Regions from separate parts of the Homo sapiens genome. Here region 1 is linked to region 2. A link is an interaction called in ENCODE POLR2A ChIA-PET data of the cell type or tissue named here. Cell type or tissue: OCI-LY7. All regions are shown on one strand. Links, peaks and the distances in the headings refer to the core of each region. The heading gives the core; the rest is flanking DNA.

Region 1 (8,957 bases), core at 2,263-7,262, 84 kb after region 2:
GAATCACAAGGCAAGGGAAGGAAATGCTGTTAATATAGGTAGTTTGAGAGGAGCAATCTCTATTAGTTGGCAGAATAAGCACAGGAAAAACAAGACAATTAGAAAAATGAATTAAAAATGCACGGTATTCTGACACAATTAGTTACATTGAACAACCCTATGTATTCCACTGGAAATATGATAAACATAGTCCACAAGTCTCTGCCATCTGAGAAATTTATAACCTAGTATTCTGAAGGAAATAAAGTGAAGGGAACTGTCACATACCGAACACCTGCTTTATAACTTGAAAGCGCTTTATGACATCACCATATATCAGGACCAAAACAGATATTCATAGATTTGGTCCTCAATTGCAAAGAAAAATTAAATTATGTTCTGTACTCTGTTTCAGAAGACCAGAGGAATACAGAACCCATTTTGGAACTTTAGAAACTCTTACATATGAACAGGTTAGGTTCCAAAATTTCCATTGTTCGTAAGTCCCAATACTCACAAGTTCGGAGTAAGCCACATATGCATTTCCAGAAAACAGAAAAGTGAGGCAGTCCTTTGAAACTTTAGAACAAAGCTTACTCTTCTTTTTACTGATATAAGTTGTATAGTGGTGCAACCCAGACTAAGGCGCATATGAATCTCTTGATGATCACGTTAAAATGAAGATGCTTATTGGGTAGGGTTAGAATGACCTGAGAATCTGCATTTCTAGCAAGCTCCCAGGTGATGCTGATGCTGATGCTGCTGATCCATGGACCACACTTTGAGTAGCAAGGTTCCAAAGGGCATTTTTTGTTGGATTTACATTTGAAGTCCCTTAAGGAAGGAAATGCCCCTCCTTAATGAGCCTAAAGGAACTTCTTAGCAGCTGGCGTATATTCACACCTGCTACCACTCATGTTGATGTTGTACAGATTAAAATGTGCCTAGCGCTCTTGCTTTCCATAACTTTACTTTCTTAGGCCTTTAAGATACTTGAACCATCTCCTAATGGGTTAATGGGTGCCCAGAGTTGACACTGATCCTCTCATCACATGGTCAACAGTGTGTACATTTTGTCAATTACTTTTCTTCTTACTGATTATTGTTATATAAAAATGGTGAATTAGTCTGCTTTGGCCACCATAACAAAATACCTTAAACGAGGTGGCTTAAACAACAGAAATGTGTTTTCCCACAATTCTGGAAGCTGGAAGTCTGAGATGAGAGTGCCAGCATGATCAGGTTCTGGTAAAGGTTCTCCTCCTGGCTTGTAGATGGCCACCTTCTCACTGGTCCATACATGGCAGGCAGAGATGGGGAGAGAGAAAGTTGTCTGGTGTCTCGGTATAAGGGCACCAGTTCTATTGGACAAGGCTCTGCCTTTACGACTGCATTTAACCTTAATCACCTCCTTAAAGGCCCTCTCTTCAATATAGTTACATGTGGGGTTAGGGCTTCAACATATGGATTTTGGAGGTACAGAATTCAGTCCATAGCAAATGGCATTTTCATATGGCATGAGTCACTCTTTGCTTTTCAGAATTGTTCCCAATTTCAACTGGGTCATACCACTTTATTGTATATTTATTACTATGAATTTTCATTTTTCAATCTCTGCTTTTTTAATCTTCACATCACTCTTACTACCACCTTCAAAATTCTCACTGCTTTCTCACTGACATCAATGTTGGGATTAATATTTATAAAGCACATTTTAAAACATAAACTCATAATAGGCCCCAAATTAATAAAAAGATGACCTACATCAGGGCACCACTACACCAGGGCACACTGAATGAGTGCAATTCATTAAAAGATGTATTAAGATATTAATCCTCTTCAGACATTGGGACAACTAGGGGGTACTCAAGTGATCCTCAGGCTAGTCTCCTTTGGCTGCAAGCATCCTTGTCTTTTACCCAACAAAAATATCCTTATTTTCTAGCTATGTTATAACATGAAGAGGCTGGGAAGCACTGCCCTAGACTAAAATTACTAAATTACTGTGCACAATCTTCAGTGCCATCTGCTGGAAGGAGACAAAGTTACTATACTATGGTTCTAGAAGGTAGATTTATGTATTCGTTCATTCATTTGAGACAGGGTCTCACTCTGTTGCCCAGGCTAGAATGCAGTGGTGCAATTACAGCTCACTGCAGCCTTGACCTCCTAGGCTCAAGTGACCCTCCTGCATTAGCCTCCCAAGCAGCTGGGATTACAGGAGTGCACCACCACACCGGGCTAATTTTTTAAAATTTTTAGTAGAGGTGAAGTCTTGCTGTGTTGCCCAGGTTGGTCTCTCAAGTAATCCTCCAGCCTTGGCCTCCCAAAGTGCTGGGATTACAGGTGTGAGCCACCATGCCCAGCCTAGATTTATTTTTATGTATAAAACTAAGTTAAAAGATCATACGAAGGGGTATTTCTGTGTTACAAAGGATTGGTTTTAAAACTTTTTTTACTAGTTGAAAGGATAAACTTCAATTACCTGAAAAATGTAAAACACAACTGTTTCTTTAAAAGAGAAAAAGCTAGACAAAAAATGTTGTTGGGGCAGACACAGTGGCTCACACCTGTAATCCCAACAGTTTTGGAGGCCAAGGTGGGAGGATCACTTAAGCCCAGGAATTTGAGACCAACCTGGGCAACAGAGTGAGACCTTGTCTGTACAAAAAGTTAAAAAATTAGCCAGGTGTGGTGGCGTGTGCCTGTGGTCCTAGCTACTCAGGAGGCTGAGGCAGGAGGACCACTTGGGCCTAGGAGGTCAAGCCTGCAGTGAGCCATAATTGTGCCACTTACACACTCCAGCCTGGGCAGCAGAGTGAGACTCTGTCTCAAAAATAAATAAATAAATAAATAAAATTGTTGAACATACTAATTCAGTTAGAAAGGACACACTTTTAAAAAAGAATATTGATAAGTCAGAGCACCACTATGATGGCAGGGTGTTTACAAAGCTTGTGGTACACCATATACAAAAATCAACTCAAAATGGACTAAAGACTTAAAAACCTGAAACTATAAAACTAATAGGAGAAAACATAGGGAGAGATCGTGCCACTGCACTCTAGCACAGCGACAGAGTGAGAGTCTGTCTCAAAAAAATGAAAAAATTAAAAGATTTTTCCGTATAACAACTTTCTTCTTCACTAACGAAAAGTAGAAATCTAGTATAGTCCTGTAGACAGTTTCTATGTAATAGATTAAAACAAGTTAAAACAGGAATTTCTCCCATAAGATTCTCTCCTTCTAAATACAACAGAGTAGAAGGGGCAGGTGTGGTGGCTCATGCCTATAATCCCAGGACTTTGGGAGGCCAAAGCAGGAGGATCGTTTGAGACGGGAGTTTGAGATCAGCCTGGGTGCATAGAGATACCCTATCTCTACAAAATAATTAGAAATTAGCCCGGCATGGTGACACAGCCTTGTAGTCCTAGCTGCTCAGGAAGCTGAGGTGGGAGGATTGCTTGAGCCCAGGTGGTTGAGGCTGCAATGAGTCAGATATATATATCTGGCTTTATATATACACCTTTGTTTTATATGTATATTATATACTTTATTATATATACATAAAACAAAGTAGAGAATGTTAGTCCCCGGAATTTCTCTGTAAGAAAATGTCTCATGCAAAAATCATTCAGGAGGAGAAAAATATACTTTGTAGGGGATGCTACATGCTTCTTGCCAAGAAGAGAGAGAGAAATGGGAGGCCATTAGCTGTCTTCTATGTATGGTTGGTGGGCAGGGGTACAAGAGAAGCTTCTCACTTTTACACCATGTGGGAAGAAGGTAGTGAACAGGGTAGAAAGAAAACTGTGAGATAACAACATGGAAGGATTGGGAGATTGAAAGAGGAGGAGAATTTTAGCAGCCGTCATAAGTAGGGAACTTTGGAGGGAGGAGAGATATAGAGAAGTATTGTTGGAAGCTTTACTTTCTATTTTTCTGGGAGAGACCCCTGTGTTACACCTTTACGGAAACTCATAATAAAAATCTCGATCGTTTATCAACATTAGTCTCATTATTTTTGAACGAGAATCCCCACAGAAATGATATCACATGACACTTGAGTTGTAAATTGTACAAACTGCATTCAGAAGCCATCACCAAGGCCTAGCTGTTCTTTTTCCTGAATCTAGACCATTTATGTCATATGAGTATCTACTTTCCAAAACTGAAAGCTCCTCACTTGGTCTTCCACAGAACTCCAGTGGAGCTCTAAATTGTATAGCTGAAAATGGGGCATATAATTCATACACTTTCACCATAATTCAGGGCAGGGAGGGAATGTCACTGGTTATGGTATCTGTTAGTTTTCCCTGTTAACTGACATTTGGAAAATATGTGCTCTGAGACACTCACACTTTGGGTTTAGATAACGTTTCTTCTCTCGGTGTCTGTGTTTCATGTTGTTGTTGTAATTGGCCAATAGCGCTGTAGTTGCTGCCAATATATAAGTTTGTTGCAGATACAAAATATGGACATTTTGATAGTTAATGTGCACACACACATAATACACAATAGGCATAGTCATAATTTTGTTACATGATCATTTGGCACAAATGATGAAACTGTGCACAAGTTACTATAATTAATGCCCTATACTTTCTTTTTCTTTCTTCTTTTTTTTTTTTTGAAACAGAGCTTTGCTTTTGTAGCCCAGGCTGGAGTGCAATGGCTCAATCTCAGCTCACTGCAACCTCCGTCTCCTAGGTTCAAGTGATTCTCCTGCCTCAGCCTCCGAAGTAGCTGGGATTACAAGCATGCACCATGCCCCGCTAATTTTGTATTTTTAGTAGTGTAGGGTCCAGCCCTACAGGGCCTGTGGGTTTTTCCTTAGTGTGCAGAGATGAGAGATTGTAGAAAAATAGACATGAGACAAAGAAATAGAAGGAAACACAGCTGGGCCCAGGGGACCACTACCACCAATGCGCGAAGCCTGGTAGTGACCCTGAATGCCTGGACACACTGCTATTTATTGTATGCAAGGCAAGGGGGCAGGGTAAGGAGTTTGAGTCATCTCAAATGATTAATAAGGTCAAGCAAGTCACGTGTCCACGTGACGGGGGGCCTTTCCCTTTGTGATAGCTGAAGCAGAGAGGGAGGACAGTATATGTCAGCATTTCTTCTGTGCACTTATCAGGAAGATCAAAGACTTTAGTACTTTCACTAATTTTGTTACTGCTATCTTTTAAGAACTTAAAAGGAGGTGCCAGGTGTACAGGCAGAACATGAAAGTGGACAAGGAGCATGACCACTGAAGCACAGCACCACAGATGTTTAAGCCTCCAGATGACTGCGGGCAGGCCTGGCTAATGTCAGGACTCCCACAAGAGTTGGTGGAGCAGTGTTCTCTAACTCCCCCCGGGGAAAGGGAGACTCGCTTTCCCGGTCTGCTAAGTAACGGGTGCCTTCCCAGGCACTGGCGCTACCGCTAGACCAAGGTCTGCCGAGTAACGGGTGCCTTCCCAGGCACTGGCCCTACCGCTAGACCAAGGTCTGCCAAGTAATGGGTGCTTTCCCAGGCACTGACCTTACCGCTAGACCAAGGAACCCTCAAGCGGCCCTTATCCGGGCGTGACAGAGGGCTCACACTCTTGTCCTTTGGTTACTTCTCACCATGTCCCTTCAGCTCCTGACTCTGTATGGCCTGGTGTTTTCTAGGTTATGATTATAAAACAGAGATTATTATAATACTAAAAGAGCAACACTACCAACTAAAGATTGATAATATTCATATATAATCATGTCTATATCTTATTTTTAGTATAACTTTTTGTATTCTAATTATTTTCTTTTATTATACTGGAACAGCTTGTGCCTTCAGTCTCTTGCCTCAGCACCTGGGTGGCTTTCCGCCCACAAGTAGAGATGGGGTTTCTGCATGTTGGTCAGGCTGGTCTCGAACTCCCGACCTCAGGTGATCCACCTGCCTCGGCCTCCCAAAGTGCTGAGATTATAGGCATGAGCCACCGTGCCCAGCCTGCTTACTTTCAAAATAAGGTAAAAGTCTGAGGAAAAAATAATAGTTCCCATTTCTGGAGCATTTAGGCTGTGCCAGGCATTGTTCTATGTATGTTCATGTATTATTTCCTCAAAAAAGTACACACTTTAATTCTGCAGATGAGAAATCTGAAACTCAAAGAGATTGAGAATCTTCTCCACACACATGATTATCCCAATAATCTGGTGAGTTGAATGAGAAATAGAAGTCAAAGAGGAAGAAGGCAGGGTTGCCTGAAAGATTCCAGAATCTGGATATAAAGGTGCATTCTCCAGCAGCTGCTGATGGCCACTAACAGGATTTTCTCTTATATATCTTAGTTGGGCATGAAGGGTATGAGAGATTTCAAGCATACTGAGGAATGACACTTTCAATTGCTTCCCCAGCCAAGTAGCTTCAATGGACAGATTACCCAGAATTTAAAACAAGAAAAAATATAATCTAATTAGATCACTTATATTACTTTGTCATTGCCATATCTTTCTAACAATTTAAAAAAAAATGGACTTTTAAAAAAAGCCCCGTATCTGAGGCTCTAAAATCCAACAGTCCTCTTCGTTTTAATGCTTAATTTTGTTTTTGTTTTTGTTTTGAGATGGAGTCTCGCTCTGTCACCAGGCTGGAGTGCAATGGCGCAATCTCAGCTCACTGCAACCTCCGCCTCCCCGGTTCAAGCAATTCTCCTGCCTCAGCCTCCCGAAATGATTAGTTTTACAAACAGACCAGAAGCGGGGCGCAGTGGCTCACGCCTGTAATCCCAGCACTTTAGGAGGCCGAGGTGGGCGGATCACAAGGTCAGGAGTCTGAGACCAACCTGGCCAATATGATGAAACCCCGTCTCTACTAAAAATACAAAAATTAGCCCGTAGTGGTGGCCTGCGCCTGTAGTCCCAGGGCTTGGGAGGCTGAGGCAGGAGAATCGCTTGAACCCGGGAAGCGGAAGTTGCAGTGAGCCAGGATCGCGCTGCTGCACTCCAGCCTGGGCGACAGAGCGAAACTCCGTCTTAAACAAACGAACAAACAAAAAACAAAAACAAACAAACAAAAACCCAAAACAAAAAAACCAGACCAGAAAGCCCCAACCCGCTTTTCCATCTGGACGCTCTTCCTACGTAGTCTACAATGTCGGTGGGCTTCCACCGCCATCTGGTGGACGATGTGTAGATGTGCTCTGACTTGAGGAGACTTCGCTGGCGTGGAGAGGAATGTGATTAATGAGAAGAGTTTTCCATTCATGCAATTGATTTGAAAGCAATGCATAGGAATCTAAAAACTGAATAGATAAAAGTGCTTACTTCTAGGCAATCAAAAAGGGGAACAATTTGTATGTGTTGACTTATTGACTAGGATGAGATGGAACCAAATAAATTAACATTTTCTTTAATGCTGCTAGAATCCTTCAACTTCGCACTACATAGCATGCAACACTTTTTGAACAGTCCCAGCACCATGAATCTGCTTAAGTAAAGCTGTTTATGCAGTCGTCTCATCTGAGAGTACAGGAAACTCTGTATCTACATCCATTTCTGTTTATCTTTATAGTCCCCTTGTCCCACACCTAAAATTTCAACATTAAGAATCTACTTTCTCACTGGGGCCTGTCAGGGGGAGTGGGGGAAGGGAGAGCACCAGGAAAAATAGTTAATGCATGCTGGACTTAGTACCTAGATGATGGGTTGATAGATGCAGCAAACCACCATGGCACATGTTTACCTATGTAAAAAACCTGCACATCCCATACATGTACCCTGGAACTTAAAATCATAAAATAAAATAAAAAGAATCTACTTTCTGAGCTGGGCGCGGTGGCTCACATCTGTAATCCCACCACTTTAGGAGGCTAAGCTGGGAGGATCACTTGATCTTAGTTGTCCAAGACCAGCCTGGGCAACAGAATAAGATCCTGTCTTTATTACAAAAAGAATCTACTCTGTTCTGATAACACTGTACTATTTCTTTTTATTTTAAAATTCAGGTAAAGTTTTGTCTGCATTTTAACCTTAAAGTGTTAGGGTGGGGACGTGGTGGGGGAAAGTGTGTGGCAGAGAATAAGCATTGGTACTGCGGCTACCATATTGTTCTAGCATTTCACCATTGGCACATGACTGCCTTGCACATGGTGATTAGATTGGACCATGGGACCAGTTCTGGTCAGTGAGTTATGCTTTAATATTTTAAAAATCCATAGATTCTAGGCAAATAGTTATCATATGACAATAAGGCAGAGTAGATCTCATAATATTCAGTGATTTGGGGGGTTAATTTCCTTTGTCACTTCTTAGTTTGTAAAACAAATGAGACATTAAGTATATACCATGCTTAATGTCATCTTCTCCTATCATAAATATAGGACAAATGGTATGAATTGTGATACAATATAATGAAATTAATTTTTTTCATACTTCTCAGCACATAGCCACATAAATAAATGCTGCCTTTCAAAGCAATCAGCTTGGGTAATGATACGTTTATTTTAGCAATGTGCATGATATGGTTTGGCTCAATGGTTTGGCTCAATGTTCCCACGCAAATCTCATTTGAATTGTAATCCCCAGTGTTGGGGAGGGACCTGGTGGGAGGTGGTTGGATCATGGGGGCACATTTCTACCTTGCTGTTCTCATAATAGTGAGTGAGTTCTCATGAGATCTGGTTGTTTGAAAATGTGTAGCACTTCCCCCTTCACTCTCTGTCTCTCCTGCTCTGCCATGTGAAGATGTGCCTCCTTCCCCTTCACCTTGCATCATAATTGTAAGTTTCCTGAGTCCACCTCAGAAGCAGACACCAGTACAGCCCACAGAACCATGAGCCAATTAAACTTCTTTTCTTTATAAATACCGAGTCTCAGGTTAGTCTTTATAGCAGTGTGAGAATGGACTAGTACAGTGCTAGTACTCGAAATAAACTGAAAATCGTAAGCTTCAATATTTTCTTAGTTCTGCTGCTCATGCCTGTAATCCCAGCACTTTGAGAAACCAA
Region 2 (8,957 bases), core at 1,605-6,604:
GCCGCGGCGGGCGGATCACGAGGTCAGGAGTTTGAGAACAGCCTGACCAACATGGTGAAACCTCGTCTCTACTAAAAAAACAAAAATTAGCCAGGCATAGTGGTGTGCGCCTGTAATCCCAGCTACTCAGGAGGCTGAGGCAGGAGAATTGCTTGAACCTGGGAGGCAGAGGTTGCAGTGAGCTGAGATTACACCACTGCACTCCAGCCTAGGCGACAGAGTGAGACTCTGTCTCCGAAAAAAAAAAAAAATAATAATCAGGGGGCCAGGCGCAGTGGCTCACACCTATAATCCCAGCATTTTGGGAGGCTGAGGCGGGGAAGATCACGAGGTCAGGAGTTCGAGACCAGCCTGGCCAATATGGTAAAACCCCATCTCTACTAAAAATACAAAAATTAGCCAGACATGGTGGCAGACACCTGTAGTCCCAGCTACTCGGGAGGCTGAGGCAGAAGAATTGCTTGAACCCGGGAGGTGGAGGTTGCAGTGAGCTGAGATCGCACCACTGCACTCCAACCTGGGTGACAGAGTGAGACTCCATCTCCAAAAAAAAAAAAAAAAAAAAGATCAGGCTTAGGTGCAGTGGCTCATGTCTGTAATCCCAGCTCTTGGGTTGGGAGGCTGAGGTGGATGGATCATTTGAGCCCAGGAGTTCAGGATTAGCCTGGCCAACATAGCGAGACCCCATTTCTACCAAAAATACAAAAATTAGCCAGGTGTGGTGGTGCAAGCCTGTAGTCTCAGCTACTTGGGAGGCTGAGGCATGAGAAAAACTTATAGCTTGAACCTGGAAAGCAGAGATTGCAGTGAGCCATATTGTGCAACTGCACTCCAGCCTGGGTGACAGAGCGAGACCCTGTCTCAAAAAAAAAATTAAAAAAAAAAAATAGATCAGAAGGATAAAAAAACTTATGTTCTGAAATCAGGTGAGAAAACCAGGATGCAAGTAACCTTCCTTCTTAGACTTGTATCCTATTTATTATATCAAATGACATGGAAAAAAATCAGACAGAGAAACATAAATTTGAAAGCAACTCTAGTAGGGGAACCCGAAGAAATGAATAAAGGGAACAAGAGACAGACATATATACATGCATGCATCCAGATACACTGGCAAAGTTCTACCTGAGTTGAATGAACCAAATATACAAATGTAAGACAATCTTACTGTCAGGGACAAGCATAACTAGTCTGCATAAGCTCACCTGCATGAGTGTCACTGTTTCTATTTTTCTTACTTTGTCCTCACTGTTACTCTCCTCATTGTCAATTATCCCCTTGGTCAGCCAAAATGAAGAATCCCTAGTCCTAGCCTTAGCCTATATTCCCTCTACTAAAAATGGCATGAAAATTCTTTTTAAAGCAATGAAGAGAGAAACCAGGAGATGACAAAAATCTCAAAAAAAAAAACCTGAAAATAGGATTAAAACACAATTAAGAATCTAAAACTCACCATCGTTTACTCTATAGCACAAATTGCATTTCCATCTACGTTGATCAATGAAGGATACAAAGGGGTTAATATACGTTCGACAGGATCGGCACCTCACAATGGTATTTGATGTTATCACTGGTAATTGCTAGGAAATAAAATAAAGAAGCTGTAGCAGAAAAAGGCACCCCAAGGAAAAACAGAACGTACACAGATCTGCTCCAAATACAGAACATAAACCTTAATTGTTTTTATGTGGTTTTATATGGAAGCATATTAATAAAATCCAGGGACATGTTGAGCAACACATGTAGCCATCAAGTTTTCTCCCTCTTGTCACAAATCATAACACTAAAATAAAGTCATAACAAACATTGGCCAAGAAAATAATGTAAGTGAGATCTTATCAGTTTAACTTTAGAAATAACAGTGAGAGAGAAACATACCATATACAAATACCTTTGTCTTTGTTGACTGCACGTGGTACTAGACTATTAGGCACTGCTCATTAGACTGCCACAGCAACTTCTGACAGGAGCTGAGGCCAGAAGCAGTCAAACACAACGTGCCTTTAAAAAAAATTACATCTCTATGCTTAGTTTGGGAAATGAATTTTATATTCAAGTAGAAACTTTAGAAAATATGAAAAAAGATTAAGAGATCACATATTATTCTATGTCTCTGAATTAACCTGCTATCATTTTAGTATATCATTCTGTTTTTTTCTATCTGCACATGAACATTTTGATCTTTGTATTTAATTTTTTCACATATATGATTATTATTATGCAAGTAACCACATATCTGTTGTAAAAAAAAATCAGGAAATATAGTTAACTGAGAATGAGAAAATAAAAAATTACAGAACTCTATATCACAGAAGATGTCACTGTAAACAATTTAGTATACATGCTTCCAGAAGGTATCATGTATATCTGTATTTAGAGAAAAACTCTCTCATATATATACATATATATAGTATACAATTTCATATATATATGAAATTAACTGTCTTGGTTTATAGATAAGGTTTTCAGAGTATTATAGGTGATTAAAAATATTTACCCAATGAATAAATTCACGGTACTTATCACATATTACAATTTTTTATTTTCTATTCATTTTGATCTTTTCTATACTTCCTGGTAGTAAAGTAAGCTTCACAAGGAAGCTTTTAATTTACCCTTTGTATCTCCAGCTTCCAACGTGACAGGTAGTCAATCAATATTTTTTGGATGAATGACAGCAAAAGAAAACTCAGAACCAGTAAGAAGGGTAGTAAACAACAGTAGTAAAAAAAAGTTTGAGACAGAAATGCAACTTATGAAGTACAAATAAAACAGCCCTGAATAAAATTATTTTTGAAGTTTTCAAAATTTAAAACTTTTAAAACTTTACAAGTTTAAAAATCCCTACTGTTACAAAGGTTATTTGTTGAATTAACAAATTTGTTTAATTTGTTAAGGAACAGGCAGTTTTCCTCTCTAAGTGGACATCACTGTTGGTGTTTCCTTTGTGTTTAATAAAGAACTCCGAAAGTGTATCTACCTTCCAGGGCCATTCCACCTTCCAAAACTACTAATCTTTCAAAATCCAGGACAGACTTCAACACTTATAGAAAACTTTTGCTATTGTATCCACAGGGAATCACTTCTCATACTGTACTCACTACCTAAGTATCTCATAGAATTTGATTAATTACATGTATTAATTATCCTGCACTGTAATTATTTTTACATCTTTGTTCCCTGTTAGATAAGAACTTTTTGGAGGCAACTTCAATGACTTGATCATCTCTGTACTACCAGTGCTTAGTTTAGAGCTTGTCACAAAGCAGGTGTTCAAAAAATGTTTGCCAAGTTGTTATGGAAATGATTATTTCTAACTTCAAATAAAAGAAGATATAGAAAATTCTAAGAAAATATAAAATTTAAGTACCTTGTACATAAGCATACATGTCAGTACCCATAAATATTATAAAATGTTACTTTACCGTTAGGTCTCTGAAGGGATGTAACAACAATCCTAAAGGAAGCTTAGCTTTATTCAGTAAAGCCTGTGTCTGTGGAATATTTGTCAAAGTACACCGAAATGAACTGCAAAAAACATAAACAACATGGAGGATATTAGCTATCAGAGAAAAATACACTGAAGTAGATAAGATAACTAAGAACATTTAAGGACATAAGTGAAAATCATTTGGGCATGTTACTGTAACTGTAAGCAAGAAGGTCCTGATTAATTAGGCATGTATGCAATATATGTCAAAAAATCTAAATTAAAGAGTCAACACTTTCATGGTGGAAAAATAGTACACATTCAGGGAAGACCAACTACTCCATTATGACTAGCCTGAAGGAGATGAATAGGAGCACACAGAAAACATAAGTGAAAAGGCCTACTTTTTTTTTTTTTTTTTTTTTTTTCTGAGATGGAGTCTTGCTCTGTCGCCCAGGCTGGAGTGCAGCAGCCCGATCTCGGCTCACTGCAAGCTCCGCCTCCTGGGTTCACGCCATTCTCCTGCCTCAGCCTCCTGAGTAGCTGGGACTACAGGCGCTTGCCACCATGCCCAGCTAATTTTTTGTATTTTTAGTAGAGACGGGGTTTCACCATGTTAGCCAGGATGGTCTCGATCTCCTGACCTTGTGATCCATCCGCCTGCCTCGGCCTTCCAAAGTGCTAGGATTACAGGCGTGAGCCACTGTGCCTGGCCAAATAACTTATGAAGTTTTAAAGTCAATAAACAAAGAATGAATAAAGGAGATGCCAAAGCAGTAAAAAGCAGAAGTACTGAAAGCCAGGCAAGAAATTTTATGAAGAGTCGTTAATATCATGTAGAGATATCTATTTATTCCAGCCTTAGTGTTGTTCCTTGAACACAAAAAGCTTGTTCCTGCTTCAGGACCTCCATATTTGCCATTCATGCAGGTTGGAACCCTTTTATTCCCAGAGAAGTCATGTGGCTTACTCTCTCACTTCACCCAGATCTCTACTCAAATGTTAAAAGTCTTTGGGTAAACCTGTCCAGACTCTTCTATTTACAAGAGTCACCCTCCACCTGCACTCCTTATTCTGATTTATTTTTCTTCATTGTAATACCCTAAACATTACATTATATATTTACTAGTTTGACTGTTCATCGGAGAATATAAGTTCTGTGATTCCACAGAGATCAGGAACTGTGTTTTGTTCACAACTTTATCCCCAGTACACGGAAAACAGTGCTTTGCATTTAACTTCCAAGGCATTTGATAAATGTTTATTGAATGATTTATTTTAGTATGCTGATACTATTATTATTCCTGTTTTACAGTTGACAAAACTGAGACTTTGAGAGGTTAAATAAATTGCACAGTTTCACAGCTACTTAGGTCTGCTCAACTCTAAAGCCTGTACTCCTAATTATTTGTTATTTTGATAAAAGAGACATTTTCGCAAAACACACATAACTGGGTAGAAAAATGTATGCCTTCCCCTTACCTATGGGTTCTCTTATACATATGCAACATATTTTTTTTTAATAATTTTTTATTTTTTTGAGACAGGGTCTCACTCTGTCACCCAGGCTGGAGTACAGTGTTATGATCTTGGATCGCCACAACTTCCACCTCCTGGGCTCAAAGGATCCTCCCACCTCAGCCTACAGAGTAGCTGGGACCACAGGCACATGGCACTATGCTCAGCTAATTTTTTTGTTTTTTTGGAGGAGAAGGGGTTTCGCCATGTTGTCCAGGCTGGTCACAAACTCCTGGGCTCAAGCGATCCACCTGCCTTGCCTTCCCAAAGTGCTGGAATTACAGCCGTGAGCTACTATGCATGGCCCATACGCTACATTTACCTACGTAGGGGGTACCTAACCTTTTATACTACAAGGTCATAATTTACAAACTTATCAACCTGGTAGCAACTTATATTTGGAAGGATGGGCAGCTGTTTTCAACCTATAATCCATGACACTCTGTATTTTTACGGAAACAATCTTGGCAGTACCTGAGGCACTGATGGTGTGTGGATGGTACAGTGGAAGAAGAGGGGAAATTCTCAAAGCAGCTCCACTTCTTATTTTCTATATTGGAATTCTATATAATATTTTGGTTGAAGAGTGGTTTGCCGCTTTTTTTTTAAAGCTGGAAAACTACTGCTTTAAGAAAAGGGAAATAGGCTGGGCACAGTGGCTCACGCCTGTAATGCCAGCACTTTGGGAGGACGAGGTGGGCGGATCACCTGAGGTCGGGAGTTCGAGACCAGCCTGACCAACATGCAGAAACCCTGTCTCTACTAAAAATACAAAATTAGCTGGGTGTGGTGGCACATGCCTGTAATCCCAGGTACTCGGGAGGCTAAAGCAGGAGAATCACTTGAACCTGGGAGGCGGAGATTGCGGTGAGCCGAGATGGCGTTATTGCACTCCAGCCTGGGCAACAACAGCGAAACTCCGTCTCAAAAATAAAAAAAAGAAAGAAAAAAAGAAAGAGGAAATATTGGCTCTAAAGAACACTAATTCTCCTAATGCAAGGAAGAAGACAATGTTGGCCAAGCGCGGTGGATCACACCTATAATCCCACCACTTTGGGAGGCCAAGGCGGGCAGGTCACCTGAAGTCAGGAGTTCGAGAACAGTCTGCCCAACATGGTGAAACCCCATCTCTAATAAAAATACAAAAATTAGACACGCATCATGGTGCACACCCGTAATCTCAGCTACTTGGTGGCTGAGGCACGAGAATCACTTGAACCTGGGAGGCGGAGGTTGCAGTCAGCTAAGATCGGGCCACTGCACTCCAGCCTGGGTGACAGACTGAGACCCCATCAAAAAAAAAAAAAAAAGGAAGACAATGTTGTTCTGTGAATCAGTGTTTACTTTATGAGGAGGAGAAATTCCAGATGCAGGAGGATGTCTTCCAAAAAAAGAAAAAAACTAGGACCAGGGGGATATCCTATTCATAGGATACAGAACTAAAAGCATGCAAGAACAAAGACATGAGGCACTGTGAAGTGAGTAACAGAGCTCATTCACACAAAGGTACACCAGGGCTTGGTGGTTGCCAGTGCAGTCTGCCAGCTAAACTTCTCTATTAAAGGAAATCCAGTCTAGATTCAGACTGGATTAAGCCTGGGAGTCAAAGGTCTTCATACTCTATATTGAGTGGGAAAAGAAAATTCTGAGATAAACCATTTATCTAAACCTGTTCTTGAGATTACATAAGTGAGGTCTATGTTCTTTTCAAGCAAAGCCTGAAATTTCAAATATCTGTCCTTATTGAAAAGATATCAGAAGTTATTATTATTGAAAAGTGAGGAAAAAGATTTAAGAAATAAAAAATATAGTTATATTTGGGTTCCTGAAACCCTTCATTCAAATAGAAATAATTTCCCTAACATTAGGTGATGGGGGGAAGGGACTGGATTGAGACAGAGATGGGAACAAAAAGAGATGACCTAAGTCAAATTTTACATCTATACAAACTAAAAGAGAAAAGTCAACATTAATGAAACTTCCAACCGAAGAAATAACATACTACTTTTACTATTTTTGAAAGTCATACAATGTTTTCATCACTTAAGAAAGATTATAAAATAAATAAATACCTACTCTGGGCTACAGTTTAATTTTTTGAGGTCTGCATTCAAGTTAGGTACAGGAGCCCAAACAGGAGTCATAGGTAAAATATTCCTCTCCTGAGTAAGGTTTACAGGTCTCAGGCTTTCTGGTTGTGGAGAACTCTGAAGACTCAATCCTCCTATACTGGAGGATAGCTGGTTCACACCAGGATACTGCTGAAAGAGCAATTCAAAACAAAATAAAAGAACAATAAAACATAAATAAATTTTCTTATATATACTACATATCTCAACATACAGAAAAAGCAAAAAGGTAAGAAAATTTAAATCTGGCTTGGTATGCAGTCAATCTAAAGCACACTTGAAAAAAACTCAAAGCAAAAGTACTGAATAAATTTGAATCTTATTAGCAAGGTTAACCCTCGCAATGAAATTTCAGCAACAATGCTTTTCAACATGAGCAATTTGGTTTCCCTGAATACAGTTTATACTTGAAAAACACGATAAGTGCCCCACTGTTCTCAAGGTTCCCCTCCCCCAATTACCAACTTTCACAATAATGAGTTGGTACCATAGAAATGTACAATCGTGTTCAATAGGTTTTGCCTTATTTTGTTTCCTATGTTTTTAATATTATCATGAATTAATGGCTTGTTATCTCAAACTGATGTAATGAATTACAGTCATTATTCTTATGATGTTCAAACTACCCAATCTTTAGCCAGTGAAAGCCCTTTCAAGATGGCCCCAGTGTCCTTTTATATGAACCTAACTAGCCTTTGATAGTTTCCTTGCTTTCTTACACACTATTTTATACTCTTTTACTTCAAATCTAGAATTGTTTGTCTAAAAAGGAATCTTGGCTCCTTTTAAGTAGAGATGATATCTAAAAACCATAATCTGGATGATAAAGGTGCTTATTGCTAGTGTGCTGTTATTACTTCCAGATACTTGGCAACAGGTAAAGATGGAAAATACACATGTTAAAGTAGAAGCAAATAATGAGTCCACGTTGACAGTTCCAATACAAATTTAAGATGACGGGGTTTTTACTTAAGTTCTTTGATTTTATACCGGTATCTCTGTTCTCTTTTGCTACAAATCTTTATTTCTAATGGTAACAGCATTATTTTATCCTATAATATACATTTATAACACCACCAATATTATGTCAGATTATTAAATTTTTCATAGTTCTTTTTGTCCTTACGTTATATCCCACTGAGATGTATAAAATACTAGGTTTTAAGATCAGCTTGAACAGTACTTTTCTTGGTATTAGAATGTATCCAACTTGATAAACAGGTTTTTTAATTTTATTTTGTTTTTCATATTTAAGGATCATTTTTAATCTTTTTGGTTTTTGAGTAAACATAACATTTATATAATTCTAATGTCAAAAAACATTACAATAAGGTACTAATACAATAAGGTATTCAGAGATATCTTATTTCACTCTTGACACCTCTGCCTATAGTTAACTATTTTTATTAGCTTATAGTTTAATCCTTCCATTGTTTCTATTTATATAAGCTAAACATATATACTGTTGTAAATATAGCCCCCTTTTCAACTAAAAAAATGTCCTGGCAATAACTCTATGTCTATACCTTCTGCATTTCTTTTTACAGCTACGGAGCACTCCATTATGTTAATGTGCTATAGAATTCCAGCTAATATATGGATAATGATAAATTCAGAAAAATCACTATTTAACAATCCATACTGAAATAAATGATTCAGGTAGTGGTCACTTGTAATGGAAGACCAATAGATATCAACAGATGATAAAGCCACTAGGTGAAAGCTTAATGAGGAACTTCACAATTAAAGGATCAGGCTGTCATTGTATGAGGCACTAATCAAGCCTAGCAGTGGTATAAGTGAAATAAACAGATATTATTTTGAAGTGTACATCACCAAAATACATATTATGGCCTAACTAAATAAATAATTGAAGTAAT

Evidence for each region. Peaks named below come from ENCODE experiments on the same cell type or tissue, not always from the same donor. Only the 100,000 strongest peaks of a DNase experiment are listed, where the experiment ranks them.
Region 1: POLR2A ChIA-PET joins it to region 2 with 8 read pairs; 3 of 35 experiments call an interaction of 5 or more read pairs at or near these places.

What each region holds. Positions count from the first base shown.
Region 1 is chr4:109,420,753-109,429,709 of GRCh38, reverse strand. No RefSeq gene overlaps it. Among named protein-coding and RNA genes, the nearest start is that of SEC24B, 8.6 kb to the left of the region's middle. In OCI-LY7, for the core only: a CTCF peak has its summit at 7,139 (motif pointing left); DNase peaks (open chromatin) are centred at 5,169 and 7,129.
Region 2 is chr4:109,504,580-109,513,536 of GRCh38, reverse strand. It overlaps SEC24B (SEC24 homolog B, COPII component), which reads right to left. Exons shown (of 24, transcript NM_006323.5): 7 at 7,025-7,209; 8 at 3,426-3,528; 9 at 1,454-1,580. Among named protein-coding and RNA genes, the nearest start is that of MIR576, 20 kb to the right of the region's middle. In OCI-LY7, for the core only: no CTCF peak of the experiment used is centred there; no DNase peak of the experiment used is centred there.